2 separate regions of the Homo sapiens genome follow, and region 1 is linked to region 2. A link is a contact called in ENCODE Hi-C or POLR2A ChIA-PET data. All regions are on one chromosome and are shown on one strand. Each heading gives the region's core, a stretch centred on a gene start or an enhancer-like site at or near the end of the contact. The rest is flanking DNA. Distances are from core to core; before and after follow the strand shown.

Evidence for each region. Hi-C counts contacts between places; a loop is a spot of excess contacts on that map. ChIA-PET counts read pairs that join two places held with the same protein, here RNA polymerase II (POLR2A).
Region 1: a map of Caco-2 shows a loop between it and region 2 (4-fold over the local background). The contact joins the promoter of ADGRG6 here to the promoter of LINC02919 in region 2. A Hi-C loop is called at or near these places in 3 of 168 maps with a recorded cell type or tissue (Caco-2, HepG2 and ovary). POLR2A ChIA-PET finds 5 or more read pairs at or near these places in 4 of 52 experiments (CD8-positive, alpha-beta memory T cell, HepG2, MCF 10A and 1 more).

The regions. Positions count from the first base shown.
Region 1 is chr6:142,298,115-142,303,300 of GRCh38, forward strand. ADGRG6 (adhesion G protein-coupled receptor G6) reads left to right here and starts at 3,893. Exons shown (of 25, transcript NM_198569.3): 1 at 3,893-4,217. The coding sequence starts at 4,216. RefSeq lists a silencer at 3,683-3,822.
Region 2 is chr6:142,257,265-142,262,493 of GRCh38, forward strand. LINC02919 (long intergenic non-protein coding RNA 2919) reads right to left here and starts at 2,654. Exons shown (of 2, transcript XR_001744395.1): 1 at 2,140-2,654.

The DNA.
Region 1 (5,186 bases), core at 2,643-5,142, 42 kb after region 2:
AAAAGTCAACACTAATTTTTATTTACACAACAGTAATATCCAGTTCAGGAATGGTAAGAATCTCACTGTCATCAGGGCTGAGGTTTGAAATCCACTTTGAGTACATTGCAAAGAGGGCTGACGTTGACTCACATGCACACAGGAAAGGGCAAGTCACATGTGTGGTGAGGAGCCAGACACTGAATGGTTAAAATAACTAGGGCTGTCAAAACTGAATGAAGGAAGGCTGAACAGAGAGATGATAACTGTCTTCAGATATTTGAAAGGCTTATTGTGGATGACAGAATGTGCTTGTTCTGAATGGGAGTTGAAAGCATGAATGTTTGATTCAACCCACAGAAAGAGGAAGCTTCTCACAGTTGAGTGTGCATCAATGTTAAGGGATTCAAACAGATGTTCAATATTCATTTTGTCTGGAATGTTGTCAGAGGATTCCTGTATGTAGAGGAATGTGGTCTTGGCACTTTTCAGTTTAGGATAATGATAATAGGTCGGGCAGAGACAACTAATATTAGCAAATTTCAGGAAATATGCTGAGTGCTTCATGTCATTAGAATGTCTAATGACATCAGAATGTCTCACTGAATCTGCCTAACAGCTCTACGAGTTAAACACTATAAGTATTATTATTCTTATTTTACAAATCAAGCTTAGTTTACATAGTAAACTGCCAGAGTTCACAATGCTGAGAAATCACAGGGTCAAGTTTAGAATCCAGGTCTATTGCATTAAAAGACTATGTACTTTCCACTATACACTCCATTTTCCTAACATGCTTTTTCAAAAGAAAAGAACAAATTCTTAGTTTGAGGACAAAACTGTCAAAATATACAGATTTTATTAACAAACTGACCAATGAAAGGCACTGATTCATTGAAATATTTTAGCTATGATTCTGATCATATATTAATTTCAATGCATAAAATTATGAACATTTTAACATATAATAATGGCACGTGTGAAAACTACTATCTTCTTGATGTATGTCCATTTTTTTTCGGTTAATGTCATGGTTCATTTTATGTGTTAACTTGGCTTGGCCATGGTGTCCAGATTTGGCCAAACGTTATTCTGTGTGTGTCTCTGATGGTGTTTCTTGGATGAGATTAACATTTGAATCAGTGGGTCTTGCATAATGTCCTCTAGGTCCATCCACGTGTCACAAATGACAGAATTTCTAACTTAAAGGTTGAACGGCATTCTGATGTGTATATATTCCACGTTTTCTTTACCCATTCATCCACTGATGGACAGAAAGAGAAATAGCAAATAATCTCACTTATATGTGGAATCTGAAACAAACTCATAAGAGTAGAGAGTACAATGGTGGTTACCAGAGGCTAGAGGGTGAGGTGGGGTGGAATGGTGAAATGTTGGTCAAAGGATACAAAGTTTCAGTTAGAAGGAATAAGTTTTTGAAATCTATTTCACAGCATTGTGAATATAGATAATAATGCCTTGCATATTTCAAAATTGCTAAATTTCAAATGTTCCTATCACAAAAATGATAGACATGTTAATTAGCTTGATATAATCATTCCACATGGAATAAAAATATAAAAATATCACATTGTATCCCATAAATATATACAATTATAATATGTCAATTAAAGATAAATGTCAAAAAGAAAATCGGAATAAAAACTATTAAAAAATCAGTGGACAATGTACAAAGAAGATTATTCTCCATTCTGCAGGTAGGCCTCATCCAATCAGTTGAAGGCCTTAACAGAACAAAGACTGATCTACCCTAAGCAAGAAGGAATTCTGCCAGACTGCATTTGGAGTTGGACTATAACTTTTCCCTGAATCTCCAGGCTGCCTGACTGTAAATTTTGCACTAGTACCTCCACAATACCTTAAAACTAAAATATATATATCTATGTGCATACACACATCTAGCTGGCTCCGTTTTTCTGGAGAACACTGAATAATGAAGTTATTTATATGTCTTTTCTTTTTTTGAGGCAGAGTCTAGCTCTTTTGCCCAGGCTGGAGTTCAGTGGTGCAACCTCAGCTCACTGCAAGCTCCACCTCCCGGGTTCAAGTGATTCTCCTGCCTCAGAAAAGGTAGCTGGGATTACAGGTGTGTACCACCAGGACTAATTTTTTTTTTTTTTTTCAGTAGAGATGAGGTCTCACCATGTTGGCCAAACTGGTCTCGAACTCCTGACCCCAACTGACTCGCCTCAGCTTCCCAAAGTGCTGGGATTACAGGCATGAGCCACCGTGCCTGGCAGTTATTTATATTTATTTGCTCTTATGTTTCCAGGTTTCTTCTAACTTTAAAATTCTATGACTGGAACAAATACATATGTGAACTTGGAAGTAGATCTTTCCCCTGTCCAGCCTTCAGATCAGACCACAGCCTTAGTCACCACTCCAATTGTGGCCTCCTGAGAGACACTGAGCTAAGGGCATCCAGGTTCTTGACCCACAAACTGTGAAATACATGTTGCTTTTAAAAAATTCCAAGAGTGGCCCTTAAATTTCTTTGGGACTATACCGTGTAATAGCGACTGACTCAAAAGGGTAGTCTGGAAACCTAATCTTAGCCCCTGGTCACCTCTAGCTAGTGTGCACAGACCTCAGATCTTGTCAGTCTCATTTCCCTACCTGTTAACGTGAGACAGTTGGGCAGAAGAACTTTAGCTTCCCTTAAATGCTACAACTCAGCGTCTCTATTAATCATACCGTTTATTCATCAAAATGAATACTGATAAAAATGACAAGTAGAACACACCCTAGATGTTCAGGCCTCTGGAATTGGTGGCAGCGTTCCAGCTTCCTTTCTGCCTGTAACTGTGAGTAAGTCCTGCTTTACCTCCTTCCCACCCCCCGCACCCACCAACAGCTCTCTATCATAAGCTAATCAGCTTGAAATAATTGTTAGGGCACTTCTGTGTATGGCCTGTGCATGTGCCAGTGTGTACACCGTGCAAGCTGAGCTGTTGAGGTTCTGGATGTGCATACAGCCCTGGCACCGGAAGGTTTGCCTCTAGCATTTTGTGGACTAACTCTGGCAGTACACAATGGGAAGAAAACCTCTTTCCAAGTGTGAGCCCTTCTCTCTTCTCATTCCCAAGGAGGTGTGTCCAGATCCCTTTGCCAGACAGCTACTTTACAGGAGCATTGGAGAGCAGGCAGCTAACTTTCCCCAACAAGCAGCTGGATTTACGTTGGCAAATCAATCCCTCTCAATAAAATGTTATGTGACCATCTTCCCAGCCCCCCGTTAAAATCCCTTCATTTTTTCGAGCAAGCGAACTAGTCAGAGAAGACAGAAAAGTTAAGTAAAGAAAGTGGCAGAAAAGTGAAGCAAAGCAACAGCCCGGGAGCGTGGCGGGGGGACCCGCGCGGGGACTCGGGTAGGCTGCAAACGCTGGGGAGATGCCACAGGAGCGCCTGCCTTCCCAGCTTCTCCTTTCTCTCGCCGAGGGTCTCTGGGGTTCAGCGCTCCCGGCGTTTCGGCGACCTCCGGGTCCGCCCTGTCCCCTCCCAGCTGGGGAGCTGAGCCCGGCTCTGCGCCCATCGCCGACCCCGGCCACTCTCCCTTCGCTGCTCGCTCCAAAAGCGCCTGTCCCGCCCCGCGGGGCGACTTCTCCCTTTCGGCCCTGGGGTTGAAGATCCTGTGTGGGGCAGCTGCGCCTTCGGGACAGCCCCAGCCGCGGAGCGCCCAGACCAGGGCAGCCGGAGTCGGGTCATACGCCGCACGCCGCCGGGGCCGCCGCACCTGAGCCCAGCTCCAGTCACGCCGGAAGCGCGGGCGGAGCGCACGGGTCCGGGGAGAGTCGCCTGCGCCCGCGAGGGGGACCCAAGTACCTAGGGTGGTGGCCGAGTCCCGCCTCCCGCCAGCGGGGGCGAGGACCTGCGACGCGCACCCCTGCCTGGCCCGGTCTCCTCAGCACCAGCCCCACGCACACCCTACTTCCTCAGCTTCTCGCCCTCACCCTGCCAACTTCCCTGCGAGGAGGGACCTGCCGCCAGCCTGCTTCCTCGTCCGCAGGCCCTGCGCTGAACGCTGCCGCGCCCAGGGTTCACCTTGCGCCGTCGGGAAAGCCCATGAACTCTCCAGAAACGGCGTAAAGGAGGGTCCCGCCGCGGCGCAGGGCTGGGGCGCCTGGGTTCCCCCTGGGTGGAGCAGCGGCAGCAGAGCGGGAAAGTGGTGGAGGATGATCTTGCGGCCAAAGGGGACCTCGGCGCAGTAATGTCAACATGTAAGTCTCACCTTTCAGCTTGGAATTCCTTCACTCTTTTATCTGTGTCCACCTTCTGTCGCCCCCTCCCCGACCACCCCACCCTCAAGAGAAATGATTTTATAAGGACTTCAACTGCACGGAGGGAATAAACCGGTTTGTCTTCAGTTTGCCCCTCGAGGCACTGAGGAGTAGGACTATTGCCAAGTGGAGTTGTGACATGTGTGTGTGGCTGTTTTTTTTCCCCCAGCGAGGTAAACCTCACATTTGGGCGGTGTAAAGCCTAATAAGAAGGGCAGGGCTTCAAGAATGGGGAAAACGTGTTTTCAATTCAAATTAAACAAGGAGTAACAGGCACCGCTCCTCAGTCCAGAGGCCTGGCCCTGCCAAGAAGGCGCTCTCCGGAATCAACACCTGGGGGCTTGGAAGGTACTAGTATGCCGAGAAAATGTTGACTTTACACATTGTCACCATTGACTGTAGAAGTTATTCTTGGATCTTTGGGGTGTTTGAATTTTTTTAAGGTGTGCAGAAAATGTTTTCAGTGTGCTTTGTAGTTTAGGAAGTAATTAAGGGTTACGCCACGTTACGTGATAGGATTTGAGGGGACTTCCATAGACTTATGGGGGGCGTGGGGAATTGGGGCATTGAAACAGAGAAACCTAAAAGGTTTTGCCTCCATAGAATTGTCATCCTAATGGTGAGGTGGCGCACAGCGACCCCATGAAAGGGTCGCCAAGCACCGTCTGGCTTTCCAGAATGGGAAAAGGAAGATTGTACTCCAAAGGGCCAAGCTTATTTTTGTGGCCAACTAAGAAGTTTCTTTTTCTTGTAATAGGTAATTTTCCTTCTGATGTTTTAGTTAATCTTGGACGGACACCGTGACAGACATTTTATCCCCTTCCACTAACTCATGTACAACAATTTCTAGAACTTGGTACTTAACACTCCTTCCCCCAACTCCTGGATCTTACATGAATTTACTCTTTC
Region 2 (5,229 bases), core at 1,404-3,903:
CCCCACCTCTCTTCTACAGACTAGTGCCTGACCAAATAGTAAAGCTCACAGAAGCTCTTGCTGCTGGGAACTGTTGCTAGGAAAGCAGCAAGGAGAAGTGGAAAGAGTAAGACACTGGTGCTTACAAGCCAAAAAAAAAAAAAAGTCACCTGGTATCTCGGAATCACTGTTGCTTCATAGCACAAGTGGTAAGATGTGAGTGTCTACTCAGTGCCATTCAACACATCTGATGTTGCCAAATCAAATCAGACTATAGATGGAAGCCCCTTGGACCTTAAGAGAACCACTGAAATTATTGATTATTCCTGTGGAAAGAGCTGATCCCACTTAAATACTACCCCTTCAAGAGGTATTGTGAAAGAACTTCCATAGGTGCATGGGTGATTCAGTGGTAGAATTTTCACCTGCCATGCAGGAGGTCCAGGTTCATTTCCTGGCCTATGCAACATGGCATCCCATTTTGGCTGGGCGTGGTGGCTCACACCTGTAATCCCAGCACTTTGGGAGGTCGAGGCAGGCAGATCATTTGAGGGCAGGAGTTCGAGATCAGCCTGGCCCACATGGTGAAACCCTGTCTCTGCTAAAAATTAGCGGGTCCTGGTGGCACACGCCTATAGTCCCAGCTACTCAGGAGGCTGAGGCGTGAGAATCGCTTGAACCTGGAAGGCAGAGGTTGCAGTGAGCCGAGATTGCACCACTGCACTCCAGCCTGGAGGACAGAATGAGACTCTGTCTCCAAAAAAACAGAGAAAAAGAACTTCCAGGCCAGGCGCGGTGGCTCACGCCTATAATCCTAGCACTTTGGGAGGCTGAGGCAGGTGGATCACGAGGTCAGGAGATCGAGACCATCCTGGCTAATACGGTGAAACCCCGTCTCTACTAAAAATACAAAAAATTAACCAGGCATGGTGGTGGACGCCCGTAGTCCCAGCTAGTCGGGAGGCTGAGGCAGAAGAATGGCGTAAACCCGGGAGGCAGAGCTTACAATGAGCTGAGATCATGCCACTGCACTCCAGCCTGGGCGACAGAGCGAGACTCTGTCTCAAAAAAAAAAAAAAAAAAAAAAAAAGAATTTCCAGAGGCATGAAGAACATGATGTCTGTAGACGTCAAGACTGGAAGGAATTTTCTAAGCATAAATCTTGGTCCTATGATGTTACAGGCCGAAAGAATGAGGGTCGTGATCAACTCAGTATACCACTGGAGGCTATATGAGTAAGCAACAAAACTGTTTCTCATAAATGCAGAATTGTGACAAACTGACAAAACTGCATCTGCCATCCAGAAGGAATGCTGAGGGCAGTCATGCCCCAAGCGCAGTGTTTCTTGTGATTAGGTACATCTGAAGCCTGTTAGTAACAATATGAACGTGTGATCAATTAAGCAGCTGACCAGTTGTTACCTCCTTCTCCTCGCTTTTGTTACCCAATAAATAGGAGGGGCTGTGGAAGCTCAGGGGTGCCTTTGCTCACTGGAAGTGGGGAGCTCTCTTCTTCTTCCCCGGCTTCCCTTCCTTTAAAACAGTTTCTTTTGTTTTTTGTTATAATTTCTAAGTTCGTCCCTTCGTTCAGTTTGTAATGACGGTCTCAGGCAGTAACAACAGTAACTGCTATAATGACCGTCTCAAGTAGTAACCGTGGCAGTCGGCCACATTATGACAGAGCCTATGGCAGGCCAGTCAGTAACATTTTGTAGATGGCTACCTACACTATTAATTCTCATGAACTGTTCTTTGCCTCTAGTCTTTACCCTATTCCAGAACTAGCGAGTTGATTGCATCAGTCTCTGAGTAACATTTTTTAAAACTTGACAATATGCATTGACAAGGAGTTTATCTAGTTAAATAATTCCTATTTAAATACCTGGTTAATGATATTTGGGTCTTATATCTACCCTCAAATCAATTTTATATTTTTAATGACACTACAGGTCAATTCCTTTTAAGAAAAATTGGCAAAGAAATATTTTTATGTTTTATTTGGATAATGGTCCCAGAGAGCCCTGGCACACATTTTGACAGAGTGAAAAAGGTTCAGGAAAAAACCCACAAGCATAATGAAAACAGAGGGGAAAGGTAAAATCAACAGTAAGTCTTGGATAGAAGTGAAAGTGTGACCATTTGCAATAGCAAAGAGTATACCTGGCTGTCTTTCACAATTCACCTAAGGAGTTGCTCACGGATCTTGCATGGTGGCTTGAACTCTAGCATATTCCTTCTGATCCTGACCGAACAGCAGTCCTCCTCAGTCTCAAGAGCCTCACATTACATGTGTGAGGCCCAGTCCCAAACCAAGGATCTAGAGTCCTTAGGTGCAGCACCCTTCCTACTTGCTCTTTCTGATTCCAGAACTCTGACCTCTTCTTCCTCAGTTCAGTAGGGCCACAGTTTTCTTTCTGGTTGCATTCTACCTCTTTGTGCTCAGAAAATTTTCTCCAGGCACAGAGCTAGCATGAAGTGAGAGTCATCTCGTGAGATTCTCTTCTGTTAGGGATTAAAGGCTTGCACTGTCAATGTCCAAAGTCCACTGTCTGGAAATCATTGCTTCACATATTTTGTCCAATCTTTTAGCTTTATGTTTTGTATGGGTAAAAGTGAAAGTCATTCCTGTTTGATAAGATTTTTAACAAATCCTTGCAATGTTTATAAGAGACACATCAAAATACATTGAATATAATAAAGAGATAGAGAATGATAGACTAAAAAAAAGACTACCAAGCAAAGCTATTGAAGCCTTATTGGCCGGGTGCAGTGGCTCACACCTGTAATCCCAACACTTTGGGAGGCCAAGGCAGGCAGATCATGGGGTCAGGAGATCGAGACCATCCTGGCTAATATGGTGAAACCCCGTCTCTACTAAAAATACAAAAAAAATTAGCCAGGCGTGGTGGCAGGCACCTGTAGTCCCAGCTACTTGGGAGGCTGAGGTGGGAGAATGGCGTGAACCCGGGAGGTGGAGCTTGCAGTGAGCTGAGATCGTGCCACTGCACTCTAGCCTGGGTGACAGAGTGAGGCTCTGTCTCAAAAATAAATAAATAAATAAATAAAGCCTTATTAATAAAATATACATTCCAGCAGCATAATGATAAGCAAAAGGATTACTTATATATTGCTAACAGGAAAAATTTATAGGAAAATACGACAAAGATGAACTTGTATGAGCTTAAAAACATAGCCCCCAAATGCAAAAACAAAATATTTAAACACATAGAGAAATTCCATCAGAGTTGGACATTTTAGCCTACCTCTTCCAGTAATTAATTGATATGAACCTATATTATTTGAAAAATATGATTTATAAGCTTTATCTAATGAACAGATGCACAACTCTGCACCCAGTAATTGAGGGTACACAGTCTTTACAAACACACATGGAATATATATAAATATTGAACACTTAATAATTCACAGTAAGTTTTATCAAATAATATAATCATTTATATATATTAATTTAATATATATCAGTATCAAAACCCTCTTCCAGATTATTTTGACTCTAAGAAAAAATTAAAACGTACATTAGAAACTAGAACATAACAATGATGACCATACTATATTAAAAAAATGTAACCTGCAGCTACAAAACTGTCCATAGTAAAAGGTATAATGTTAAATACTAACATGAAAAGAAAGGATGAAAACAATGAGTAATCAACAACTCATAGTTAAGAAACAAAACAAACCTAAATGTAGGAGAAAGAAAATATTGACAAGAGAAAAAGAAAGTAAACAAAACAAAATATATAGGACCAGCCAACAAATGCAAACCCCAAACGTTGTCTACGAAGATGAACAAACCTCTGATAAAAGTGATTGGTGAAAAGTGGGCATTATATTTATAATAGAGATTTTTTTAACCACAGAAGAATACATGAATAATTTTATCTTTGGTAAATTTTAATACTGAGATAACACTTAAATAATTTATTGGAAAAATATTAATTTAACTTTAAAAAACTAAATTTGTATTTTTAAATCCACTTATCATTAACAAAGAAAAGAGAAAGAAATAGTCCTGAAAAACACCAGACAACAATGTTTTTCTTGGCAAATTATATGTAATCTTCGGGTAACATATAATACCTATCTGAAAAAACTGTTACAGAGGATAAAAATATGGCACAACTCCCTAAATTCTTGATGTAAGTTAGGGTGGAGTGGACAAAGAGAAGATGAAGTAAAACATTCTAAAGTTCTCATGGGGGTAGGAAGAAAAGTTATAGGAAAAGGATGGTGAAAGTTTTCTAACATTCTTATGATATTGGGATGGCAGAAAAATAAGGAAAAATTAGAGCATATTAAATGGTAAACTGAAATTTAGGGGGACATGTTTGGGTTATTTTTGATTGATCATGTGAGCAAAGAAAGAAAAGTCAGCCATTGATGAAATGTAAAATTACATCATCAGAAATTCTAAAACAAGGTCATTAAAAACATAAATTGAATACAAATTTGATCAACCCACAGAAATAATAAACAATAAAGATTTGAGAAAATCATGTAAGATAAGTAATAAACTTAAAGTAAAGAAAGAAGGGATACATCATGAATAATCCAAATCTCATGTTGAAATGTAATCCCCAGTGTTGGAGATGGGGCCTGGTGGGAGGTGTTTGGGTCAAGAGAGTGGATCCTTCATGAACGGCTTGGTTCCATCCGTACAGTAATGAGTTCACTCAAGAGTCAGTTGTTGCCCTTGCTCCCTCTCTCACTCCTGCCCTTGCCATGTGAATGTGTCTGCTCCTCCTTTGCCTTCTGTCATGAGTAAAATCTCCCTGAGGCCCTTACCAGAAGCAGATGCTGGTGCCACACTTCTTGTACAGCCTGCAGAACTGAGAGCCAATTAAACCTCTTTTCTTTACAAATTACCCCATCTTGAGTATTCTTTTATAGCAATGCTAGAATGGCCTAACACAATCATGTATAAAATATGCATGCCATGTATAAAATATAAGCAAAAGGATTACTTATATACTGCTAACAAAAAATTCATAGGAAAATATAACAAAGCTGAACTTGTGTGTGTTCAAAAACATAGCCCCCAAATGCAAAAAAACAAAATATTTAATTAAACACATAGAGAAATTTATAAATAGTGCATTCCATCAGAGTTCATCACATGAACAAACATTTCTCAAGAGAAGACATACAAGTGGCCAAAAAGCATTAAAAGAAATCAACATCACTAATCATCAGAGAAATGCAAATTAAAACCACAATGAGATATCATCT